Linked DNA regions of Homo sapiens: region 2 is linked to region 1. The links are chromatin loops, found by intact Hi-C in ENCODE. Cell type or tissue: HepG2. All regions are shown on one strand. Region 1 overlaps DNAH6 (dynein axonemal heavy chain 6). Region 2 overlaps LOC107985905 (a long non-coding RNA gene).

What was found. Hi-C counts contacts between places; a loop is a spot of excess contacts. Peaks named below come from ENCODE experiments on the same cell type or tissue, not always from the same donor. Only the 100,000 strongest peaks of a DNase experiment are listed, where the experiment ranks them.
Region 2: a loop joins it to region 1, with 4 times the contacts of the local background. A loop is called at or near these places in 6 of 110 quality-filtered maps.

Annotation. Positions count from the first base shown.
Region 1 is chr2:84,630,065-84,632,564 of GRCh38, forward strand. The region is part of intron 29 of DNAH6 (dynein axonemal heavy chain 6); the gene reads left to right. Among named protein-coding and RNA genes, the nearest start is that of DNAH6, 110 kb to the left of the region's middle. In HepG2, a CTCF peak has its summit at 1,214; a DNase peak (open chromatin) is centred at 1,197.
Region 2 is chr2:84,313,448-84,315,947 of GRCh38, forward strand. All of the region lies in intron 1 of LOC107985905 (a long non-coding RNA gene), which reads right to left. Among named protein-coding and RNA genes, the nearest start is that of SUCLG1, 140 kb to the right of the region's middle. In HepG2, a CTCF peak has its summit at 1,542 (motif pointing left); a DNase peak (open chromatin) is centred at 1,544.

The DNA.
Region 1 (2,500 bases):
TTGATAAAGAAAAAGAATTAAGTATTTATCCTGCCTTTTCTGTGGACTGTTTTTTGGGGTAATAAAAAAGTTGATGAGGAAAAATTTTTATAGAATAATCACAACTAATAAATGCAGAAGGGATGATAACATTAGAAATTACTATTTTGCAACCTTCAAAAAACAATATATCTAGCAATGGCCATCATTGCTAAAACCACTAAAGACTAATTGGAAAATTTATAATGGACGAATCAGACTAGTAATCCATCGATCACAACTTTGACAATCAAAAAATACATATCTCCTGTTATGATATACAAGCTATGAATTATTCCTGTTCAAAAAAAAATTAAACTTCAACCTAATGAATCTAATGGAGTCTCTAGATTTAAATACCAGTTTTCAAGAAGTACAGGTGTATGAGATAAAGGACCATGTTAACACCACAAGAATACAATCAGCTAAATATGGAATCAGGGGAATTCTATAGGGAAAATAACTTACAGACCTTCAAAAATAAATTGCATAAAAGAGAGAGGATTCAGGGAACTGCTATAAATTTAAAGAGATTTAAGAGACACAGTAACCAAATGCAATGTTTGTACCTTGCTTGTATCTTTGTCGGAACAAACCAATTGTAAAAGGATAATATCAGTACCATTGAGGACAATTGAACAAGATATTAAGTAATGGGTTTTTCTTTGGGTAGGTTAGCAGTATTGATTTGGGTAATTTGGGGTTCTTATGTGTTACAGAGTTTATTGTGAAACAATATGATGTCTAGGGTTTGCTTTAAAATAACAACAAAAAATGTTGGAGAGTATTTTGAAAATAGAATGTTGGTAATTTTAAGCTGGGTGGCATATACCTTCTTTCACCTCTTGTGTATGTTTGAAATTTTTCAAAATAAAAAGTTTTTTTAAAGTAGAAATCATCACAAAATAAAATGATAGAAATAACACCAAAACTTATTTCTAATGGTCAATTAATTGCTACACAATTCGTCTCTGAAAAACAAAACAAAACAAAACAAAATAGCCCCTGACTGCTCTCCGCTGAGAGCCGACCTGACTCAGACTATTTGCTTCTCCGGTTGAACACAAACAATTTCACAGACCACCAACTACAGACCAGGTCACGATGCATCCATTATGGAATGAGATGCCATAATCGTGTCTGAAAACACACAAGAATGCTGTCCAAACCACAAAAAATAATCTAATATCCCCCTCTCCAGGCTAAGCTGTGTAACTGCTTCACCTTTACCAATGACAGCCTCAGCCTCCTGTATAATGTTATTATTATATCCATCATAAACTTGCCCCTGCTTCCTACCAGCACCTAATCCACAGTGTTGTGGATTGAATTGTGTCCCCTCAAAATATGTTCAAGTCCTCATGCCTAATATCTGTGAATGTTACCTAATTTGGGCCTTTACATTTATAAAGACTCAGATGTTTAAAATGAGGCCATACTGGAATTCTACAGGCCCTAATCCAATAACTAACTAGTGCCTTTGTAAGAAGAGAAAAATGTAGATATAGATACACAGAGAGAAGGCAGCCAAGTGAAGATACACAGGAGGTGGAGATCAGAGTGATGCAGTACAAGAAGCCAAGGAATCCCAAGGGTTGCCGGCAACCACTAGAAGCTACCAAGAGGCAAGAAAGAATCCTACCCCCAAGAGCCTTCAGAATGAGCATGGCTTTGTTGATACCTTTATTTCAGACTTCTAGCCTCTAGAACTGTGAGAGAATAATTTTCTGCTGCTTTAAGCCCTTCAGTTTATGGCAATTTGTTATAGTAGCTCTTAAAAACTAATAGAGCAAAACCCTTCTTCACTGACCCTTCCCCAGAATTTTCTAACATAAGCCCAAATCCTATGACAAGTCCTCCTAATATCCTTTTACCAAGAGAAACCTTGGTTCCCCACAGAGTGTGGTCTCCCTTGTTGGAACAAGTGGTAAACCCAATTGCGTCTGACTACAGGTATGTCCTGGTTATCTTTGGCCTGTAGGCATTGACCCTGTCCTTCACTTTTGTTGAAAACAAAGAATTGGAGATCACCTGACTTGAAAAAGTATTTGTTAACCAGTCAGTCATTGCAAGCATTCCTGCGTTCATGATCAATATTTGGAACTGCTCCTTTGTTTGGCACCCTGGAGGTTTTTGCATCCTGGGGCAATGCACCACAGTAAGATCTGGTTTGGATAAGAGCAAGGCTGCCAGTATCATCTGCTGAGCCTCTACACCTGTGGCACGCGTTCACCAAGTCACCAGCCGTGTCAGGGCTGGATTTCAAACCCCCCACTCTCCTCCTCAGCCAGGCACAAACTGCAGAGCCAGGAGTGGCAGAGAAAGAGGGTCATTTTTGAAGAGCAAACGGAAATGAAGAACCACCATGACCACAGACATGTTCTCAAAGAGAAAAATATTAGCAAAGAGTCTGTGTCACAGATCAAGATCTGGAATTTTCTTTGTTACTTCCTTTAAAACTGTTCAAAAGTATCCCTTGGGA
Region 2 (2,500 bases), 320 kb before region 1:
ACTCTTTAGCTACCAAATTGGCAAGATCAGAAATGAATGGCACCATAAAGATCTCACGTCTTTCATTAATGCTTAAAGCTGAGACTTTATTTATAAGGAGATTCTAAATTCCAGGCCAGTCTCACCGGGCTGTCCTTGATAGAGGTAGCCTGTTTGTCATGTTAATGAAGAGAAAATTTCCAGTTCTGAGTTCCACAAAGACTGTTCTCCCCCACCTACAGCTAAAGAGGGAGAAAAATGTCAGCAGGTAAGGGGTAGAATTGGAGTGAACCACTTCCTTACCTTTGGGAGCAGCTGGCCTAATGTCAATGTCAAGGGTGGGGCAGTTCCAGCTCCATCAGAGGTGACTGCACCATGACAGGCAATGCTCATAGGCAAATCCACAGCTCAGCACTTGACAGGCTGGAATATTATCTATCCCAGTGCTTCTCAAACTGGAGCAGCATCAGAATCCTGGCAGAGGGCTTTTAAAGCACAGATTGGGGCCAGGAAGGGTGGTTCACATCTGTAATTCCAGCACTTTCGAAGGCCGAGGTGGATCACTTCAAGCCAGGAGTTGGGAACCAGCCTGGGCAACATAGCAAGACCCTGCCTGTACTAAAATATATATTTAAAATTAAAACACACACACACGCACACACACACACTCACACAGATTGCTGAGCCCCACCCCAGGGTTTCTGATTCAGTAGGTTTGAGAATTTGCATTTTTTTATTATTATTATATATTTTTTTAAAAGATGGAGTCTCACTCTATTGCCCAGGCTGGAGTGCAGTGGCAGAATCTCAGCTCACGACAACCTCTGCCTTCTGGGTTCAAGCAATTCTCCTGCTTCAGCCTCCCATGTAGCTGATACTACAGGCATGTGCCACCATGCCCAGCTAATTTTTGTGTTTTTAGTAGAGACGGGGTTTCACCATATTGGCCAGGCCTGTCTCAAACTCCTGACCTCAAGTCATTTGCCCACCTCGGCCTCCCAAAATGCTGGAATCACAAGTGTGAGTCACTGCGCCTGGCCAAGAATGTGCACTATAACAAGTCACCAGGTGATGCGAATCCCAGGGGGTTCCAGGACCACGCTTTGAGAACCACTAGTCTATCCTGATGTTTGCACTGTTTAACATAGAAGTTCAAAACCCGGGCTTTACAGTCTGTCAGACCTGGTTTTTATTCCTAATTCCATCAATTAATAGCTATGTGAACTTGGGCCAGTAACTCAATTAATCTGAGCCTCTATTTTCTCACAAGTAGAATAGGAATAATTGCAGGGTTGTTCTAAGAAATGGATCATGTAATGTGTAAGTGCTTACACTTATGAAGCATTGCCAGCTTCATAATAAACATTTAATACATGATTATTAGTCTTTCTATTCAAGCCCTACCTCAACACCCTCCTGGAATCTTTCTGCACCTGTTCCTATTGATCTCTTAGTCCTCTAAAATGTTGGTTCACTTGCTTTCCAACCCGCTCTGTGGTAAGGAAACTCCATTTCCCCACCCCCATAGAGCCTCCCGACTCCACTAGCAAGTGGGTAATCCTCTGCTGCCACCTTGTGGCCTTCCTTCGCCTCACGCATTGCAGGCTAACCTTGTCAAGGTGGCGTTTCTGGGACTGCAATCCAGTAGCTGAGCATAAGCAAAGGAGCCAGACGTGGTGCCCGCTCAGTCTGCTCAGTCGATGTGAGGACTGTGAGGAAGGGTTCCCAACAGGACAGTCCGAAGGACACCCAAATCCTGAGGGCTACAGAATAACAGAAAGGAGCTGGAATCAGCACCAGGAGAGCAGGAGAGCGACCTGGCTGTGATCTCAGGTGAGTCTAGAGGCCCCGCTGAGCTCACTCAAGGCCTGGCCAGTGCCCTTCTATGCAGGACCCCAGGACACCTGCCTGTAGACATTTCTGAGGATTCCAGGGATCTCGAGCATATCCCTTCAGATCCCTCTTGCTACTGAGGTGGCCAAAGTCATGTGTGTCTAGGACAAGGCTATTAGAGGGTCCCCAGTAGTCCCATGTTGAGACCATAGTCCCAACTCCGAATGAAGACTGTTCATTGTAGCTGGTTTGGAATAGAAACCCAGTACTTCGGTGAAGAAAGCAGCAGGACAGAGCGATGTGAGCAATGAAATGAAGACTCAAGTTGCTCTTGTCTTTTATTCCCATTACTCCTTTTCCCTGGTACAAGTGTCTTAATGAGGGGGGTTGACAGCTCGATGGTGGGGGGTGGGTACAAATACAAACGGTATTTTTTTTTTTCAGGGATAGTAGGAAACACCTCTTTCCAGGAGCACATCACACCTGAGGTTCACGGTAGTGATAACTCTCTCCCCTCCTTGTGTTCTCATCCCTTAGAGCAATGAACAATGAACCAGAAGGTAGGGTGGAGAGTGAGGATGACACCTGGGATGGCAGCCACAGACCAGGAAGGCTGAGCTGGGAAATTGGTGCATTTTTTGGCTTCTCTCTTTAGAACATGGGTTATTTGGGGCCTTTTCATCCTCAT